2 separate regions of the Homo sapiens genome follow, and region 1 is linked to region 2. The links are chromatin loops, found by intact Hi-C in ENCODE. Cell type or tissue: GM12878. All regions are shown on one strand. Each heading gives the region's core, and the rest is flanking DNA. Links, peaks and the distances in the headings are about the cores only.

Region 1 (5,385 bases), core at 161-5,160, 830 kb after region 2:
TATGTGATTATAAACAACACTGCAAGAAATGTTCTTGTATATAAGTCAACTCAGACATATGTTAGTTTATTAGTAACAGTCCTACATGAAAAGAAAGATATAGCTCTTTTCATAGATTTTATCAAAATGTCCCTCAACAAAAAATATATAAAAAGGCATGTTCTGAAACCTCACTGACAATTTTTGTCAAACATTTTTGATGTCTACTAAGTATTTAGGTAAATATATTATGCCTCATTATTTTAATTTAAATTTTTCCAAGTAAATTGAACATCTTTTCACATGTTGTCTTTTTATGTCTATTCTTTGCCTACTTTTCTATGGGTTATTAAATTTTTTTGAATTTTCTAATTAGTCCTCTTCATATTTTAAACAATTGAGCATTTGGTCTTGCACACATATTGAAAATACTTTTCTATAATGTGATTTGTCTTTTAACTCTGTTAAGTATTTTTTCAACTGTATTGAAGCATAATTTAAATACAATAAAATAAACCAGTTTTAAGTGCAAAATTTGAGGTTTTATAACACATGACATAAAATTATTTCTGTCACTCAGACTGTCCTCATTCCCACTTCAAATCATTTCTTCCCTATTCACCTTCCCAAGCAATTATAGATCAAATTTTCATAACTATAAATTAGGTTTTTCTTTAATTGTATTTATTTATATTATTTTTATTTTATTTTTATATACTTATTTCTGTAACAATAGATTAGTTTTGTGTTCTAAAATGTTACACAGATCTGTCCCTAACCTTTACCTCCGGACTCTTATGGTGGGAAAAAAGAGGCTTTGAGACTTCACTGCCTAACAGCAGTGTTCTGGAACTCCATGCTGTCAATAAGGTAGTAGACAAATTAATTTGTGAGGGACTGGCTTCTTCACCTTATACTTTAGCATAAAAATTGATAAAGCAAGTTTTTAAAAATTTTCTCCAAGATGGCAGATAAGAGGTTTTTAGTGTGCCTCAGCCACTTGAAAACAGGAAAACGGTACATAAAGATCAACTCTGGGAGCTTTAATTCAAAAAGGAAAACAGGAATCCACTGGAATCTTGAAGGACAACCAAGATTCTGGGGAGGAAAACATTGGCAAACAGCCTCTGTGATGGAATCCAGCTGATAAAAGTGAGTACAGTACAGGAGGGAGGCAGAGAGCCTTCCTCCGTGACTTACCTTTCCACTGGGGATCGGAGAAACCCAGGCCAAGAGAGAGCACTTCGTTTCTCCCAAGCCTTGGAGCTAACATAGGGAGAGCCTTGGAGGACTGAGAGGAAAAGACATGGGGAAAAGCTACAGATATTTTCCCAGACCTTGGACCAAGAGCAGGGTGTCATTTTTAATCTGGGTGCACACAAAGTCAACCATTCTTTGGCAAAAAGGCAGTGTGGTCATGCAGGTGTTTTTGTCTCAGGCCAGAGATTGGGGCACTTGCTCTGGATTGTGGTAGCGGCCCCCACAGCCAGAATTGTGAAAAGCACCTCTACATTAGGCATAAGAATTGTGCTTTCCCCTATCACAGGCTTAGGGTGGGAGGAGTGCTGCCACAGCTACAGTGGGAAACAGAATTGAAGCCAAGGCCAGTTTGGCAATCTGGAACCAGTCTGTGTGTGTTATTGCTGGGTGCCCCAGCTTGCTCCCCTGAGATCACAGTGCAGTGGGGCTCTCTCCACTTCAACCCCAGGTAGAATTTCACCCATTCAGAACACACGCTTATCTGGACCACTAGCCTGAGCCACCCCACTCTTCCTGGGCATAGATCCTGGTGCAATGATGTCTTCTTTGCTCCATGCCCAGGCAGATCTCCAAGAATTTGGATCATACACTCACATGGACTAGTAATCTGAGGCACCACACGCCTCCTGTGCAGAGATCCTGGTGAAGGGGGCCCTCTTCACTTCACAACCAGTCAGATCTTCAGGCATTCAGGGCAACCACTGGCCTGGTTCAGCAGCCTGAGCTATGCCACCTTTCCTGAGCATAAACCATGGTACAATGCAATGCTCTCTTCTCCACACTCAGGCATATCTCTAGACATTCAGAGCACCTACTCACCTGGACCAGCAACCTGACCCACCCTGCCTTTCCTGTGCAAAGATTGTGGTATGTGGGGGATGGGACACTCTCTGCTCCACATCCAGGCACATCTCCAGGCATTTTGAGTAACTGCTTGCTTGGTTAGGCAGCCTGAGCCACCATACCCTTCCTCAACATAGATCACGGTGCAGCAATGCCCCGTCCGCTCCACACCCAGGCACATCTCCAGGCATTTGGAGCACCTGCTCACCCAGATTGGTAGCCTGAGCCACTTCACCCTGCCTGTGCAGAGATCCTAGAGCAGCAGGCCTCTCTGCTTCATACCCAGGTTGCACTCCAGTCATTCAGAGCTCCCACTTGCCTTGTTCAGCAGCCTAAGTCACACCACCTGTCCTGTAAAAAGATCCTTGTGCAGGGTCCCTTTCCACTCCACACCCAGTCAAATTTTCAGGCATTCAGAGCATCTGCTCACCTGAATCAACAGCCTACGCTGCCAAACCATTCCTTGCAGAGACTGTGAGGAAGCAGGGCCCTATCCAACCCAAGCCCAGGCAGATCTCCAGGCAGCTGGAGCACCAGTTCATCCGTATTACCAGCTTGAGATGCCCCACCCTTCCAGTACAGAGGCTGTGGTGCAGCAGGGTTCTATCAACTCCATGCCCAGGCAGATCTCCAAGTACCTGTAGCATCCACTCTCCTTGATTAGGAGTTTAGGCCACCCCTATCCCCAGCTTGTTCAGAGAACTTTGGTTTAAGGAGGTTTCCCAGCTCCATTCCTAGGCACACATCTGGGAACTTGCTGGTCACCCACTGGATTCTTCCTCAGCACTGGTGCTTATGCCTGCCATCAGGGGACTGGTGGTCAGTGCTTCCCAATCTAGCCTCATCCATCTCTCACCCATCTAGGGCTTGGCATTGAGCTCAGAACACTGTGCACTCCATGTAGAGAGCTTCTTTTGGTCAGCAAGGATCAAGTATATATCCAGCCATGTTAACTGCAGCCAGCTCTTACCCATAAGTGCCATCTACTGGCTGTACGTCAAACTGCACAACTCAATATAAAACCTGTCAAAAGAAGCATGTAGGGATGTAGAAGCAAAGCCAAAACACCCTACTCAATATTCTCTAAAGTCACACACCCTAAGGAAAGGGGGAAAGGAAAGAAAAAAATCAGTAATATTATTGAAAGAAAATTTAAAATCCTACTTGCATGAAAATAATTATAAACTAGAAGTGCTAGCATTTCCAGATGAGAAGGAACCAGCATAAGAATTCTGACAAACATGAAAAATCTGAACACACTAACACCACCCAACTATCACACTGTCTCTACAGAAATGGTCCCTAAACAAAATGGAAACTGAGAAATGATAGACAAAGAATTCAAATCATAGATTGCAAGGAAGCTCAATGAGATCCAAGACAAGGTGGAAATCAACAACAAGAAAAAAAAACCTTCTAAACAATACAGGAAATGAATGAATAAATAAATATATTAAATTGAAAATTTCCCTTAAGGAATTTAAAAATATAACTGAAACCTTTATCAATTAATTGGACCAAACAGAAGAAAGAATTTCAGAACTTGACCAGTCATTCATGCTTACCTAGTCAGACAAAAATAAAGAAAAAAGAATTTAGAAAATGAACCATCTTCAAGAAATATGGAATTATGTAAGATGACAAAACTTGTGAATTATTGGCATTCCTGAGAGAGAAGGAGAAAAAGCAAAACTGGAAAATATATTTGAGGTAATAATTCAATTTTTTAAAATTTTGCTAGAGGTAGACATTTAGATACAAGACATCCAGAGAACATTCTTGGGATAATATAAAAAATGGACACTACACCAAGGCATATAGTCACCAGAGTGCTGAAGGGCAATGTTAAACAAAAAATCTAAAAGGCAACTATAGGAAAAGATCACATTACATACAAAGTTTTAGCTATGACTTCTAAATTTCTTTTCAAATAATCGATATGTTAGTATGTTCAATTCTTTACCTTCTACTTTTAAACTTAACTTCCTCATAAAGCAACCTTTTTCGATTACCTGCTCCACCCTGACTCATTTCAATCACCTGCTCCTCCCTGACTCATTCCGATTACCCTGCTCTGTCATAACCATTTTTCCCCACCAAACCACTCACTGAGTCACTCTCTTTAAATTAACCAATCAGAATTAGTTTAGCCTGTGTAGTCTAGCCCTAGCCAATAGGGGAATGACACAGCAGCAGGGGCCACGTATGTCAGGGATAAGAACCCCTTCCCCTCCCTTGTCCAAGTGTGCGCTCACCATTGCTCCATCTGTAAGGGTGCACCCTTCTATAGAAGTACCTTGCCTTGCTGAGAATTAAAAAGAAAAATTTATATTCAAGTGCTATTTATTTTGTGGCACCGAAACTTTATATATAACAATTTGGGGGCTCGCCCACAATTACATTTCCCTCTGGGGATGGTCTCTGGTTCTCTCTCATGAGGAAGTACACACCCCGCTCCTTGTGGCAGCCTCAGGGGTGAGAAATCAGAACCCACCCAGTGCGAGGAATAACCTGAGCACTGAACAACGCAGAAAAAAGAAAAAAAGATTGGCCAGCAACCTAGCTTAAAGGATCCTGATACTGCTGCGATGACTCTGCGCACAGACCAAGGAAGGAGAAGCCACGGGAGCCGGTACAGTATTTCCCTGGTGGTCAGGACCCCCTCGGAGGGGGGTGTGGTGGTGAAGTACTCCTTGGTTGGGGTGGCTTAGAGGTTAAAAAGCGGCGAGACGTCTCCACTGGGGGGGTTTCAACCTCACATGAACCTCCAGTAGTAGAAAAGGCAAGAAATTTCCAGTGGGGAAATTGAGCCTCACCTCAAAAAGGCAAGAAATTTCCAGCGGGGAAATTGAGCCTCACCCCAAAAGGTGAGAAATTTCCAGTAAGGGAAATTGAACCTTGAACCTTATCCCAAACCATCAAGATGGGAAATACCCCAAGCAAGACAGGGAGCAAGGGGGATAAAGATGGTAACAAAGATATCCCCCCAGGTAGCCCCCTAGTCTCATGCTAAAACACTGGAAGGATAATAAAAGGACTAAACAGAGGAAAAAGCAACAAATGATAAAATATTACTGTTTTATTTGGACTCAGACCCATCCTCAAACCCTCAATATTCTGGCCAAAGTTTGGGTCGAATGAGTATGTGATGTGTAAGCTTCTAATCCGATATGTTAATGATAAAAGTCCAGTGTCTCAAGAGGAACTAGGCTATGCCCTTTGTTGGAGGCAAGGACCTGCTCTCCTTTTCTCCCTTAAAAACAAATAGGGAAAAACCCAATCTGGCACCTCAAAATGAAAAGT
Region 2 (5,385 bases), core at 177-5,176:
GACATGCCCCTGTGTCTTTTTCACAGTTCAAAGAATAGACAGCATAATGCTGTTTAATATTAGGTGTTTTTTTCTAAATTGATATAAATTTTGAAAGTTATATACTCTTTCTTAGCTAGAAGAATTCTCATTTTATCTTAAACATTTTTTTCTGTTACTAACTTGAAAGAAACTTCAGTTAAAACTGAAAAATACCATTCTAATTAATGAAGTATTACAAAATTTGGAAAATAGAATGGTCTTCCCTAAAATTTGATTCTGTTATGTAACAATGATGCATATCATTTTTGTTTATTATATACATTTTGTTTGTTACATACAATTTGGTCAGTATTTTCATATGCAGAACAAAATTTTCTTCAAATGAAAAATTGAGGTGCACACTGAGATTGGTTTGTCCTCAAAGAAGCTAAAAATGAAAAAAAAATAATAAAAAATAAAACTATAATGATAAGTATTTTCTCCATTAACTCCAAAGTTGGTTTCGTAAGATGTTAAGGTGATTTGGGACAAATATCATTGCAGTTTTCAAAATATTGATGTCAATTAATTGTTTAAACAAGCTAAAAACTTTTAAACAATGCAAAAAATATTCATCTGGATAAAAGAAGGGATCAACTTGAAATTGGTCACATAGAAATTATATATAATTAGTTGCTTTCTAGAAAGTGAATTGAGAAAATAACCAGATTGTTTATTTTACATAAAATCATTTAGAAGTAAGTGTTAATAGTGGGCAGATAATGTTTTCTGTGTACCCTGCCATATTCCTCAGTGCCTGGCAAATGTTTGTAACATAGAGGGATGTTCAATAAATGATGTTGCATGGAGTAGCACAATGCCACCTGATAATGTATTTTCATTTCATTCCGAATAGCTATTGTTTTCTGTAGCTTTATAATGGTCTCAATATTCTTGATTATATAGGCCAGAATATGTGGGCTTTGGAAATATTTTCAATAATTAGATTTTGTTTTCTGAATGCAGGAATTATACAGTGATTATTCCTTTACTTGTGCTCTCAAAGCCCTTCCTATATACTGCTACTATAATGATATATTATATTACATTATATGTCATATCGTAACTACTTCTACATGTACTTGCCTCTAACCTGAGGTTGCAAGCAACTCAAGGGTGGGATTTTTCTTCTCGATTTTGTACCCTCAGAACACTATACTTCTGCTATGTAGTAGTGACTGTTTATTAACTCTTGAGGGATTGGATGATAATCTGAATTCCGTTTGTCTTTTTTCAGCCATACTTTTTTTTGAAAAGTGTCAATTCATGAAAATGATGTTAATATTTGAGAGCTTATGATAAACTTATTAAACCCATCTACCTAGTAAAATAATGTATTGAACTTAATACCACAACAAATAGATACATTTTAAAGTTTAGCTCAACATACTCTATAAAGATTAATATATTACCTCTGTGTATATTGCAATGTTCTGTTTCTTTTAAAAGACACCAGTAACTTTAAAAATGTTTTTTTTATTTAAGTAGCACAAACTCCTTAAGAGACATGGGCACATTATCCCTCTCAATCCTAGAAACGTGAAGGAGCAGGCCATACCACCTCAGAATCCAGAGTGATGTGTATGGGTCTATTATACATGTTTATAAATGTTGCCGGGTCCATGAATTCTTCGGATTTGCACAAGTACTTTATGATTTGTTCTGGGAGGAGTAGGTCAGGTGCAACTTGGTGTAAGTTATCGCCTGGTCCTTTAGTGCCTACTTTCATAGTCTGGCAAAGGTAGAGTGACAGTTTATGAGTTTGTGTGAGAAAATCTGTGATGACCTCCTTTAGGGACTGTGACTGTGTCACATCGTCGAGATACATAACTGGAACTTTTATCACTGAAACATGCCATTGCATAAAAAGCCTCATTGGAATGTTATGAGAAATGACTATAATTTTCATTTGTTGAATAAAAAATACTGTTTCATCTTTGACATGGCCAATATAATCTAAAAGAACTTTGTAGAGAGTGTCGCTGGAGGACTCGAGGATATGCAGAATGGAAGTGGGATAGATGAGCAGCAATCCTGTCACTGCTTCTCCTAGGTGATGTTTCAAAACTGACTGAAACATTTGTTCATAGTAGTCAGCAACATCTTTTCTTTCTACATTTGCTTGTATCTTGGCCACTAGAAACATCCTATCAAGAAGGAATTTCTTTAGGTGTAGTCGTTGTTTCTCTTCTTGAAAGTGCAGGTAATTGCTACGTGGGACTTGGAGAAAAAGAAGAGGTTCCAGTGGCAAAGGCCTTTTGCTGCCCTTCTGGTTATGGACCGAAAAGGACATGAGGAGTCTTATTTATTTTTCCAGATGATTCCAGCTTTTAGCTTATCATAATATTTATGCTGCCAGGGTACCTCTTTACTGATGAACTCGTGTTTTTATTTCTTCTGACAAAAAAAAAAAGAGTAAATCACGGTTTGTCAAATGTTACTAAATAGTAAAATCCCAATCTTTTGCCAGTTTTATCAGGAAACAATGTATTTGAAATGAAAGACAATGTTAAAACAATACTCAAACTATAGACTTTTTTAAAAGTTTACAACGAAAGAGTTAAATAATATCCTAGGAAAAAACTTTGTAAATGTCATGTAATGGTGATTACAGATTGTCCTTTATAAGCCAAATTTTTTAAAAATGGTATTTTATGGTAATTCTTCCAGTTTCTTTTACAAATCTAACTGATCTATAACTTTTAAAAAAAAATCCAAGGCTTTTTAAGTCCTAATTAGCTTATGTAACCTTTAGTCATGTCACTAATAGTTAATAATGTTCCTTGAATAATAACAGTAAACATTTCAAGGGAAAAGTTTTGGTTCTTTGTTTTTTCTCCTATCGACGAATCTCAGAAATGATTCATTTCTCCCCCCTTTATTTGTTTTCTTGTTGTTTTTGTTGTTGTAAGGGCTACATGAAAGTATTCTGCTACTTTAACTTACTCTGCTTACAAATCTCCTCAATTTTTTTTTCCAGGTCAACTTACCATTTTTCTTTTTTTTCCTGTGCTTCTGTCACGCACCTGTCCTCGAGGCCCTACTTGTCCTCCATCAGGCTCCCAACTGCCAGTCCTCTGGTGTTCTCAGCTGTCCTGTGTTCTGCCTTCCCTCGGGCATACGTGAGTCAGAATGTCAGCACCATTAAAGGACCAGAGCGCCAAGTTTCTTAATACGGGTATCTCGACAAACACTTCAAAGTCACTGCAGAGGAAGTGTGAATGGCTTATTCCTGAATGGTTTATTTTTAGTCAGGTGCATTTGTAAGTCAGACAGATGGTGAGAATCTGGACATCTTTTTCCTTTCTTTTTTTCCGTTTGATAAATAAAAAGTATGGTTGTAGAACTCCTCTGTTCTACTTAGACACTAACTAAAGACTTCAGGAACACATATCTGAATCTATCTAATGGTGAATATATGATGAGAAAGTTCTATAGTAAGATTTGGCTTACTTAACTTAATGTGATTTTAAGAGATGCACCTCTTAAAATTGTGTCTTAAGAGATGCATCTCTTAAAATTGCATCCACATGAGTTCTAAACAGTAATTTTAAAACAAGTTTAAAAAACGTTTATTCAATTTTTAACAATGAAACCTAAGAATAATTTTTTCCCTGAGTTCTGTATTATCCAAACTAATGATCTAATTTTAATGATAATACAATGATAAATTATCCAAGTAAATGAAGGCAGAGAGGTGACTTAATAATTAATTAATTGTGTAATACATAAAAATGGACTATTCTTCCTCATTGTGATTCACTTTATCACTCCCTGAAGCAATACAATCTTTCCGAAGATGTAAACCATGGTGCCAAACCATGTCATTGCCCAGTCTAGTTATTATCTCACTCTCATTCTTCTTACAGCTTTGTTGGAAGAAAGTGTCCATGTTGACCAGAGCCTTCATTATGGCCTTCTCTCCTCTCCTGGTTTCTATGATACTGCACTTTCTTGGATTTCTTTCTAAATCTCTGTATGAGGCCTTGCCCGGCAATACCTTCTCACATCCAACTCTGGAAAATACTTAGGCTCTGCGCTCATGATGTGGTTGGATCTCTCGCTCTACTTCTTTGCCCAGTTAGCTCAGCACCATCTATATGTCTCTTTTGTGAGGGCAGGTAAGTGGTCCTTAAAGCCACTCTTGCCACTAGATTGCACGTTTGAAATTGGAAATTGATCATGGGGCTTTCCTTCTGAGCTTACCTGTGGACTAAAAATATTTTTCAATCTGAGTCTCAAGGTAGACACAACTAGTTAATTGGGGTTGAGAAAGAAGAAAAAACTGAGCTCCCATTCTAGATTATTTTTGCACAGAAAATTCTCAAATTATTATCTCCAGTCACTTATTCACAACTCTTCTCTCCTTGGATGTAACTCTGTCTTTTCAAATTTAAAATGAAAACATTTAAACAATTATTTTCCTTATTAAACATGTTTCCCTTTACAAATACCCCACTTGTGTCTAAATTAACATGTTTTTTCCTCTCAGTTCCCAGGCCAAAATCCTTGGTATTATTTGTTCATGTTTCATCCAAGTTATATACTCCAACTCTATTCTTTTTACTAAGTCTTTTTACTCACTTTAATATGCCTTAAGGGTTCTTGATTTACACTACCTCTTTCATAGTCCTACTTCTTTATTTGGATTATAATAAGGGTCTCTACCCACAGTATTTCTAGATTTCTCCACCCCACAAATTCAGCTAAGAGTGTGAAACCATAAGCCCTTTGATACATCTACTTTATAAAGTTAAAAAGATTCTCATTTTACAAAGTCCTCCCTGCTTTCTTTCCCTCCATAGAATGCTGGGAGGCAAAGCCTCTGCCTTCACCACATCCAGAGTGACTTCTGGTATTTATTTCCAATTTCCAGTCATGGATTAAACCAGAGAGAACATGGGGACAGGCAATGGTGTGATTTGTTACCTAACACAGCTACTGATCAAAGTCAGTAGGAGAATTTATGAGGTACTGCTACCCAGGAGCCCCTTTTCAGTGCACAAACTCAAACTAGTCTTTTATACACAGGTGAGATTCTTCCTCTTCATGAAACTGTTCCTTACTGACAGCCCAATTTCTTCCCTAACATGGCTGAGAACTATCCCTCAAGATAAGGCTAACCCCAGGATGTACTGTTCCACCTCAACTTTCTGTTGACTTCATTTACATATTTTTATTATAATTATGTTCTCAAAATATAAAGAATTGCCACAGCAAATGAGAGTGATGTACTATCAAGTTTTGAACAAGATTGTTAACTCACCTTGTCAGTTTCCCACTATCTTCTTGGATTCCCTGAATCTCAGAATAAATAATAAAAACTATTTCATAGTTCTGCTTGTTTTATCTTCTGGCTTTGCT

What was found. A loop is a pair of places that touch in the nucleus more often than their neighbours do. Peaks named below come from ENCODE experiments on the same cell type or tissue, not always from the same donor. Only the 100,000 strongest peaks of a DNase experiment are listed, where the experiment ranks them.
Region 1: a loop joins it to region 2, with 2.8 times the contacts of the local background. A loop is called at or near these places in 24 of 110 quality-filtered maps.

The regions. Positions count from the first base shown.
Region 1 is chr7:89,620,172-89,625,556 of GRCh38, forward strand. No RefSeq gene overlaps it. Among named protein-coding and RNA genes, the nearest start is that of STEAP1, 530 kb to the right of the region's middle. RefSeq lists an enhancer at 3,669-4,868. In GM12878, for the core only: a CTCF peak has its summit at 3,064 (motif pointing left); a DNase peak (open chromatin) is centred at 3,010.
Region 2 is chr7:88,792,629-88,798,013 of GRCh38, forward strand. All of the region lies in intron 1 of ZNF804B (zinc finger protein 804B), which reads left to right. It overlaps TEX47 (testis expressed 47), which reads right to left and starts at 3,109. Exons shown (of 2, transcript NM_152706.4): 1 at 3,012-3,109; 2 at 1,478-2,418. The coding sequence starts at 2,314. The coding sequence ends at 1,553. In GM12878, for the core only: no CTCF peak of the experiment used is centred there; no DNase peak of the experiment used is centred there.